Regions from separate parts of the Mus musculus genome. Here region 2 is linked to region 1. Evidence: chromatin loops called from intact Hi-C (ENCODE). Cell type or tissue: gastrocnemius. All regions are shown on one strand.

Region 1 (5,000 bases):
TGCATAGTAATGCATATTGCTGAATGTGACTTAGTCGTATACTCTCAAGAAGGGTTAAATGACCCAGGCCCAGCAGTAAGAGCACCAGCTGCTCCTGCAGAAGGCCTGGGTTCAGTTCCCAGCACCCACAAGGTGCTAACAACCATCCATGATCCCAGGTCCAGGGGATCTGATGTCCTCTTCTGACCTCTACAGGCACCAGGCACACATATGATGCAAATACATAACTGCAAGCAAAACACTCATATATATAAACACTTATATACATAGACAAACACTCATATACATAAACACTCATATACATAAGACACTCATATACATAAAACACTCATATACATAAAACAAAGCAAATATAGTCCAAAATAAACACAGTCTAAATTTTTAATTTAAAAGGGATTAAGCTGAGTATGGTGTCCTGTGCCTGTAATCTTGCAAAGCCAGGCAGTCACTGGGGGATTACTGCAAATTCAAGGCTAACTTGGTCTGTATAGTAAGGTCTAGCATGCTAAGCCTATGTTGTGAGATCCTGTCTCAAAACAAAACAAAAATAAACAAAACATTACAGTGGCATAGGCTTTGTTGTCTGTAGTTTTAAATGAACTCACAACAAAACAAACAGAAAAAGGGAAGAAAGGCTATCAGACCGGGACAGTACATCCATGCTCTGGGACAGCCCTCCATTGCTTCAGTAGAGCCTGGCAGAGGCTTTCTTTGAGCAAACAGCTTTGGAAGATAACGATAGCGTCGGGTTTGTTGACTGTCTGGAACATGAAAGATGTCTTTCTCCGAGACGAAGTTCAGGCAGGATGACTGCCCATCACAAAAGACTCAGTGTCTAAGCCCCAGGTTCCTTTCTTGTCCCCCAGCCCACGGACACGTAGGCATTATTTGGCTCACTTTCCCTTGGCCTGTGGGACCTTGAGAACTGGTCCAAGGGCTGATATTCTGCCCATCCTCGTTGCTGTGTGGGGCAAAGTTTCTTTACCTCTCACTAACATTTTCATGTCTTTGGCCAGCATCCGTGAAGCTGGAGCAGGCTAGCCTGGTGGCTTACATGTATGGTAAAATATGGGCCCCTTGCAGCTCTTCATTTTCTTAGTATCAGAACGTCAGATGGGGTGGATATAGGAAACCAACCCTTATGATGCAATGATTCAAATCAAATTTTAGGACTCTCGCCCCTGAAATGATAGCTCCTCTAAGGACCCACCATGTTCCTTCACTTGGAGGCGGCTTCTTTCTTTTCACGTCAGTTGCCAGGAAACTCTGTGAAGCTTCTCTGTCTGCCTGTCTATGGCTAGTGCTAGCTCAGCCTTCTGTGGTACGGTCTGGATCTTAAATGTTTATATTTTGAAGGCTTGTTTCCTGGTTGATGGGACTCCACTCCATCTCTCTAACCCTCCCTCTCCCTCCTCTCTTTTTAAAGATTTATTTTACGTATGTGAATACATTGTGACTGTCTTCAGACACATAAGAAGGCATTGGATCCCATTACAGATGGTTGTGAGCCACCATGTAGTTACTGGGAATTGACCCATCTCTCCAGCCTCCTCTGTCTCTTTTTCTATATCTGCTCTACCATGCATTCCTGCCCCGGTGTTCTGTCCTCCTAGGCCTCAGGGCAACAGGTCTAAGTGACCATGGATTAATATCTCCATTACACCTAAAACAGTGATTTCCACCGGAGTCTCATATCAGATATGCTGCATCTCAGATATTTACAATACAATTCATAACAATAGAAAAACTACAGTTATGGAGTGGCAACAAGGTTACACTATGGCTGGGGGTCACCATAACATGAGGAGCTGTATTAAAGGGTCTCAGCATTAGGAAGGCTGAGAACCGCTGTCCTAAAAGAAATCCTGCGTCCATTGGCCCTTGCTCCTCTTCTGTTTCCTCCTCTCCCCTCCAAACCAGCAACTTCCTTTGTGTGTTTATGGATGTGTTGTTTCTGGATACCTCATGGCATTGGAACCATACGTTTGCTTCTTCTGTGTCTAGCTTACTCATGTAACAGTGTCTTCAAGGTTCACTCCTGTGATAACATAGATCAGACTTTAAGTCTCATTGCTGAATAATATATGGATATATTTAGTTATGGATATATTTGGTTTGCTCATTTATCAGTTTGTGGAATTTAGGTTACTTCTACTTTTGCATATTATGAATACAGCTATTATGAACATTTGCGTATTGAGTTTAAAAATTGGCTTGGTTTGGTGGCACACACTTTTAATCCCAGCACTTGGGAGGCAGAGGCAGGCAGATCTCTGAGTTTAAGGCCAGCCTTGTCTACAGACCAAGTTCCAGGACAGCCAGGGCTGGCTATAGAAAGAAATACTGTTTTGAAAAGCCAAAAAAAAAAAAAAAAAGCTCTGGTTTTCCTGAAACTCATTCTGTAAAACCAAGATGGCCTCAAACTCAGAGATCATCCTGAGTTTTGGGATTAAAGGCTACCACTGTCCAGCTTAAAATTAATTTTATTATTTTATGTATATGACTGGTTTTGTCTGCATCTATGTGTACTACTTGTGTGTAGTTCCTGAAGAAGCCAGGAGAGGGCACCAGAGGATCCTGGAACTGGAGGTACAGATGGTTTTGTGCCACTATGTGGGTCCTGGAAGTTGAACCTGGGTTTGCTGGAAGAAGAGTCAGTACTCTTAACCCTTGAGCCATTTCTCTAGCCTAAGTGTTGCTTTACAAAATGTCGGTCAGTGGGTCGGTCTGTCTGTCTGTCTCTGTGTATGTGTGTTCATTTGCCTGAGGAGAACAAGATAGCGCTGGATCCCGTGGAGCTAAAGTTCCTGGCAAGCTGTGATCTGCCTGATATGGGTTCCTAATCCTGGGTCATCTGCTGCGCCGCCTCCCCAGTGCCTGGTTTGTTTTTGCTTTGAAACAGACTCACAGTTGTGTCACAGGCCATCCTTGGGCTTGTTCCAGTCCCGCTGCTTCAGTGTCCCAAGTGCAGGTACTACACACTGCTGCCACCGTGCCCAGAGCATGGAGGTACTTTCATCTTTCGTGGGCAACTGCCTAAAAATGAAGCTACTGGTTCTCATGATGATTTTAGGTTTAAGTTTTGAGGAACTGTTCAATCGCATTCCTAAGAACTGTGCAGTTTTATGTTCTTACCAGCAGCAGATGAGAATTCTGATGCCACACCTTTGCTGAAACCTTTATTATCTTTCTGAGACATGGTCTTGTGTAGCCCAGGCTGACCCTGAACTTGCTATGTAGCCAAAGATGACCTAGACGTTCTGACCTCCCAACTGCTGGGATCACAAATGTGCGCTGTTATACCCCGTGTATGTGTGTGCGGGATCAGGGTTTCCTGCTTTCTGCCTGTGCACTCTACCAACTGAACTATATTTCCAGCCTCGCTGATATTTTAATGTCTGCATCTTTTCCCTCATAGCCACCCTACTGGGTGTGGATGCTGTGCTGTGGCCCTCATAGCCGCCCTACTGGGTGTGGATGCTATGCTGTGGTTTTCACTTGTGTTTCCCTGGTTGCTCCCTTGGTGTGTGTTCTTGTCCATATTTTTGCCATTTGTATTGTATTCTGTTCTGAGGCCTCACATTGTTTGTGGAATAAGTACCCCTTGGCATGGGAGAGTCCTGGGTTTAAATCTCCCGTCTGCTTCTACCAGCTCTGTGACTTTGAGCGAGTCTGACACTCCTGGTCCCTGTTTTCCTGCTTATGAACTGCGAGTTACTGTATGAACTTAGATAGGTTTGTAATAAAGTTGGGGTAGGGACCTCAGTGGGTCTCACAATGAACCTGGGAGTTAGAGGAGGAGATTTCCAGTTTGGCCAGGAGGCCTGGTCCAAGAGTGTGTTTTGAACATAATTTTTATCTGCTTTACTGTTGGATTAGCTCACAAAGAGGGATTAGCCTCTCTGGGTCTCTCCTTTAGCTCCTATGTTGAGGCATCTTCTCCTCTGTGATGTGATGGGGGCATCTTCACCTCTGTCATGTGATCGGGGCATAGACAAAGCTGCCAATGGGAGATTGCACCATGTTAAGAATTGGTTAAAAGTGGGTAGGTTCTGCATGCTAAAGTTTTGATTATTTTTGTTTTATGTGTATAAGAATCTTGCCTGTATGTATGTATGCATACATATATTTATGTGCACCACATCCCTGCCTGGTGCCCTCGGAGGTCAGAAGTGGGTATTAGATACCCTGGAACTGGAATCACAGAGGGTTGTGGACCACCATGTAAGTGCTGAGAACCAAGCTCGGGTCCTCTGTGAGAGCAGCAAATGCTCTCAGCCTCTGGGCCATCTCTTCAGCCTAGGTTTTGATATCTTATGAGTCTTGCATTTTGCCTTAAATTTCAGCTCTGTCGGGGAAAAGTTTCCTCCAGGTGCCCTTCCTAAGGACCTACAAGTCATATTATATACATGCCCTGGTTTTACATGTCCTAGGAGCAGTTCAGGAGGGTTCTATGATCCCATTTTACAGATAGAGAAACTAAGATTCTAGGAGGTTTAATAACATGTTTGAGAACCACACAGCCATGAGAAGCTGGTGCCTGGATTCTAACCCAACTGTTTCTAAGCCTTCCCCCCACCCAACCCCCACCATGGCTCTAGCAGCTGTTTCTATTTCTCTGGTGTAACAGAGACAGTGTTTCCCTCGCCTTGGACTAAGAATTGCTTTCAGTGTCACAGAAAATTTCCACCTTGTCCCAGGCCATGGAAACCAGAATTGCCATGGAACGCCTAGCTCAGCTCACACCTGCTGCAGATCTTTCTGCTATTTATTTATTATCTGTGCACACATGCTCATGTGTGTGCTGGCCTCAGCAATATATGTGGAAGTCAGATGACAATTTAAGGAGTTGGTTCTCTTTTTACCATCCCTCCTCCCGGGTCAGGGATTGGACTCAGGTTGTAGGATCTTCGGGAAGCGCCTTTATCCACTGAACAATCTCACCAGTCTGTACTCAAACTTCTGCTCCTGGTTTCCCCCTCCCCCAGCCTATAATTTCT
Region 2 (5,000 bases), 1.1 Mb after region 1:
GTGTCCTACCGCCTTCGAGTCATCAAGGCTCTGGTGCAGCGCTACATAGAGACTGCCCGGCGCGAGTTCGAGGAGACCCGTCGGAAAGGTCAGTGGCTCACTTGTGATGCAACCCCTTTGCTGTCCTTGGCTCGCCTTGGAAGAGTGTCCACACCCAGACTCACCCTCCACACTTCTGCATTAGGCTCTAGTCCCGTCCTTCCTACCCTAGAAAGGCACAGCTTATCTGTTACTCTGCCTTTCATATTGCTTTGCTCTCATTCCCTCATTTATGTGTGCTCAGATATTGATCTCGAGTTTCCCCCCTCCCCCTCCCATTTCCTTCTTCCTGTCTTACCAAGTTGCCCAGGCTCATCTTGAACTCACTTTGAAGCCTAGGCTGGCTTCGAACTCTCCATCATCTTCCCCAGTCTCCCAACTAGATGGGACTGCAGGCCTGCACTACCAACCCCAGCTAAGGCTTTCCTTCTTTGTCACAGGCTGTCCTTAAATTAATACTCACATTTACCTGACCCCTCAGTTCTTGCAGTCCCCCTTTAGCATCCAGACAGGGTGTCCCTGGGTTCAGTGGGGGTGGGGTGCAGATAGACAGAAGAGGTACTGAGCAGGCTCCCTTCTGAAAGACCTGCCCTGATTCCTCTCAGACCTGGGCAACAGACTGACAGAGCTGACCAAGACTGTGTCTCGACTGCAAAGCGAGGTGGCCAGTGTGCAGAAGAACCTGGCGGCGGGAGGGGCACCACGGCCTCCGGATGGTGCCAGCATCCTCAGTAGATACATCACCCGAGTGCGCAACAGCTTCCAGAACCTGGGCCCCCCTACCTCTGACACCCCAGCAGAGCTGACTATGCCTGGGATTGTGGAGACCGAAGTCTCTTTAGGAGATGGCCTTGATGGCACAGGTGAAGCTGGAGCTCCCGCTCCTGGAGAGCCCGGCTCTTCCTCCTCTGCCCATGTGCTGGTTCACAGGGAGCAAGAAGCAGAGGGGTCAGGGGACTTGCTCCTGGAAGGAGATCTGGAGACCAAGGGCGAGTCCTAAGGCAACAGAAGGGTCTCTTCTGTCACTAAGTGCAGCTGCTGTGTTGGGTAGAGCCAGGGTCTCACAGTAGAAGACCATGGTGCTTTTTAATATTATTATTATTTATTTTATTTTATTTTATTTTATTTGTTTTTTTGCCTCAGTAAAATTTCTGCTGTGGAAGTCAGATGGTAGTCTCCATCTCTTGGCATCCTAAGATTCCTTCCTTTACTTCCCCTAAAATGGACGCTGTGGGAGGAGGGAAGAGAGAAACAGCTTGCTTTGAGTTCTGGGGTTTAGAATCCTACTTTTGGGATTCCTTAGGTCTTTAGTGAAAAACGTTCTGGCCTAGGAGACTGGAAGACTGGGAGCTAGGAGGCCAGAGAAGCAGGAGACCTGAGTGGGTAGGTCTGAGAGATGGGAGGCCTGGAGGTGGTGCCCTTTCTTGGCCTGGCATTCTCTTCAGGGATGGGTATCAATCTATCCCCTCCCTGACTTCATGAGGCCCCTGTGGCTGTTAAGAAGCATCAGGCACAGAGGCTACAATGTGTGACCCGGATGACTGGGAAATTAGTTTCCATCCCTCGACTTTCAAGCTTGTCAAGGACAAATGACGTCATGCAATAAACCAGTCATAAAAGCCATGTCTCCACACCACAACTCTGTTTAATTGAGTAGCCATCCAGTCTTTACCTTGCATGTCCTAGGAAGTTCCCACCACACTGTGGGGTTCCCTCAACCCTGCCATGGCCTCAGATCTCCAACTCTGGTTGGACAGGTGGCTCCTAGGACTGGAACCAGAACCACACTCCTGCTTCCTGCAGCCGTTCAAAGCCCCTTCTTCATAGTAAGGTCATTAGTTCCCAAGAGTCCTAAGAGGCTTTCAGGGTCCAGCTCTGGAGAGCTGCAGCTTCCTTGGGTCCAAGAGCAGTGTCTTTCCTGATTGCAGAGCCAGAGCCTCTGTGGAGGGTGCCTCTGGCTGCCCGACTGCTGGAGAAAGGAGAAAAGATGGTGAGGCGGGGCAGCAGGGCCAGTGAAGCTGGAACAAGTCTCAGAGCAGGCTGGAGGGTGACCTACCTCTTGAGGACACACAGCCACGTCTCTTCTCCCCTGCAACAGATAGCATAGTAAGACCCCGGGGTCTTCTCCTCAAAGCAGGCCCTCGCTCCCCTTCAGCTTCTCCCCGGGCAACAATTCCAGGTTGCCTGTCCATCCTTGCTCCTACCCACACATCTGTCACTCTTCCACTGTCCCCGCCTCCACAACTGAACCTGGCACTTCCTACCTTGTTAGCCCCATCAAGTCAGAGCCTACTGAGACCGGAAGCAATATTGCCTCCTTCTCGCTGTTCCTTGGTCTACGAGGTACTACAGAGGACCTTTTGAGAAGACAGTCATCTGAGGATGTCCACAGATCTTGAACTCTCCCAGGACCTGGTGGAGCCCCAATCTCACTAACCAAGTGGTTCCTGAAGGCTCTGGGGACTGGGTCAGAATACACTGGCTTCTTTCACCCACCCTGCCATTCTCTGTCTCCCATTCATCGCTCACCACCCAAATAGGCGCAGTTAAAGTGGCTGCAGGTCTGATCATAACTCCAGAGAGTCACTATGCTCTGGGCTCCATCCTGGGAGAACCCAGTGACCAAGAAGACTTCGTGTGGGGGTATCAGCACCTCACGCTCCTCAGGGAAGACAGACAACGCCTGGATAGGAGCCCCAAAACAAGTCCTTAGATTGAAGAAGGTGGCATTCCCAAACCTGCGAGCCACTCTCTCATCCACAGAGCTGGAGGTAAACTGTCCTAATCGGACAGAGTCCCCCAGCCTCTTGGGTTCAAAGTGAAGACTGCCCACACCTCGGAACACCACCTCCCCAGGTCCCCTACTGCACCCTCCAGAGCCCCGCAGCAGCTGCAGAGCCCGGGTCAAGTAGAAATGCAGGGCCTTGAAGGGGAAGTGCCTCATGTAGAGCTCCCGGGAGCCACCTCCTGTCCGTACGGCCTGGTTCAGCTCCCAGTACAAGGTGTTGGATGAGTTGGTGTACACCATAATCGCTACTCCGTGCTGGGCTTTGAAGCCAGGAGGTAGAGTGAGCTTGTGACGCCGGTGTGCCCAGGCCTCTTGTGCTGCTTCCCAGGATTCCCGCAGCAGGGCATGGCGTGCCATCTCTTCCTTTAGCAGCAGGCCTGCTTTCTCCTCCATCTCCTCAGAGCAGCCCACATAGGCATCATCAAAGGTATCTGGAACCAGGCTCAGGGGCAGGATAGGAACAGCTCGAACCTATGGACACAAGGGAGGTGCCACAGAGGCCAAAGTGTAAGTTTAAAACACTGGCCAGGGACTGCTGGGGACAGGTTTTCATTTCTGTGCGACATAGCTGATGCATGCAATTGGCAGGATCCGAAACAGACACAAATAACACAGGCAATGGAGTCGGACAGCCATGGGTTTGTGTAAGCACCACCTGCTGGCTCTGGGATCTGGACTTCATGTTCTTCACCTATGGATTAAGGATGCTTCCAGCCTCACAGGGTTGTGAGGAGAGCATGAGGATAATTGCGGCACAACCTAGAGGGGCGGCATCTGACCAAGAATCGAGTCTGCCTGGTTCCTGTGCTTTCCTGGCACTGCTATTCCGTATGCAGGCAATGTGCAGCCAGTGTCTGATCCTTGCCCTGGTCCCCAACCCTCTTAGCCATTTCTCATCCTCGGGGAAGCCCTGCAGTTCAGTATACTTTACTGTCAGCTCCGGGGTTCCTGCATCCTCTCTACTTTAGAAGGCTTCATCCTAAACTCAAGGAAGGGAGGAGTGTTTTGTCCTCAGCACAACCATACTCCCAGAGTGTGATGTGGGAGGGGAGAGGGCCTGCCAGGGTCTACAGCAGCATACCCGTGTGGACAGGGGTTTGCCTGCATTGAGCCTGTGGTATGCAGTGGGAAGGAGAAAGGTGGAGGCAATCTCTATGGAGGGGTAGCATGGAAGGAGACTTCACACGGGGATCAGGGAGCACAGGGAGGTGGTATTCTGGGAGAATGACCTGGCACTTGGATTCCCTAATGGAATAGAAGTTCCTGAGAAGAGGACTGGGAGGAGGGAAGAGCCTCTTGGGAAGGGTTTCCGTTATCATTCCTCCTCCACCACCACCTTCTCAGCCTCTGACCCACAACTGACTTTGTTGACAAAGGATAGTCGCTAGAGTTACCTTCCAGAGGGCGTGCAAGCTGAGGCAGCTGAGGACCATCAGCAGATCCTCCAGAATCATCCTAGGACGAGTCCCGAGACAGCAGGACCCTGATGATGATGAAGCCAGTGGAGGGGAGTGCTGGCTTGGATGGGCTCCAGGACCTTCCTTCCTTCAGCCTAGGAGGGTCCTTAGTCAAGGACTGGAACTCAGGAGGGATGAGGGGTGAAGCTGAGGATGAGTTTAAGGATGGATGTGGCTTCAGACTTTATTGTCCCCATGTCAGCCCTAGTCTATGACTACAAGATGGCCCCACACCCAGGGTCTCCAGGACTTCTTTGCGATGGTATAGGTGGGCCACTTATATGACTCTGCCGCAAGAGGGGCGGGGCTGGGCGGGGCAGGGATGGGAACCCACCTGGAAGAAGTTGAGACAGAGAGCGGCCCGGCCCAGGGCTATGGTTCTTTGCGGCTGACTGGAGCTGAAGTGCCGGCAGGCGCTCGCAGATCGCAGATCCTGAACAAACAGCTGGACAAAGTCCCCGGGGCTAACTATAGCCCCTGGACTGGTAACCCGACACCTATCTTCCCCAACAACAGACAGGGGCGTGGGAGCTGAACTGGCAGAGTCCTTGGGTGATTGAGGGGCAAAACTCTCCTTCGTTTGGATGATAGGTTCTTTCTGTAAGATCTGAACTAAGTCAAAGTTGGGGGAGAGACCTGTGAGACTTGGTCTCTTCTCCGGTGGCCCTGGGCCGGGCCATGGCCCTCAGACCCCCAGGCCACGAAGCCCCACGAGG

What was found. Hi-C counts contacts between places; a loop is a spot of excess contacts. Peaks named below come from ENCODE experiments on the same cell type or tissue, not always from the same donor. Only the 100,000 strongest peaks of a DNase experiment are listed, where the experiment ranks them.
Region 2: a loop joins it to region 1, with 18 times the contacts of the local background. A loop is called at or near these places in 2 of 42 quality-filtered maps.

The regions. Positions count from the first base shown.
Region 1 is chr7:100,956,060-100,961,059 of GRCm38, forward strand. All of the region lies in intron 1 of P2ry6 (pyrimidinergic receptor P2Y, G-protein coupled, 6), which reads right to left. Among named protein-coding and RNA genes, the nearest start is that of P2ry6, 5.8 kb to the right of the region's middle. In gastrocnemius, a CTCF peak has its summit at 2,541 (motif pointing right); no DNase peak of the experiment used is centred here; H3K27ac peaks cover 734 bases.
Region 2 is chr7:102,095,213-102,100,212 of GRCm38, forward strand. Xntrpc (Xndc1-transient receptor potential cation channel, subfamily C, member 2 readthrough) reads left to right here. Exons shown (of 22, transcript NR_104582.1): 21 at 1-88; 22 at 645-1,652. Trpc2 (transient receptor potential cation channel, subfamily C, member 2) reads left to right here. Exons shown (of 13, transcript NM_001109897.2): 12 at 1-88; 13 at 645-1,652. The coding sequence ends at 1,039. It overlaps Art5 (ADP-ribosyltransferase 5), which reads right to left. Exons shown (of 5, transcript NM_007491.2): 1 at 4,619-5,000; 2 at 4,222-4,431; 3 at 2,569-3,298; 4 at 2,096-2,128; 5 at 1,667-2,008. The coding sequence starts at 4,281. The coding sequence ends at 1,902. Among named protein-coding and RNA genes, the nearest start is that of Art5, 2.5 kb to the right of the region's middle. In gastrocnemius, no CTCF peak of the experiment used is centred here; no DNase peak of the experiment used is centred here; H3K4me3 peaks cover 2,549 bases; H3K27ac peaks cover 2,596 bases.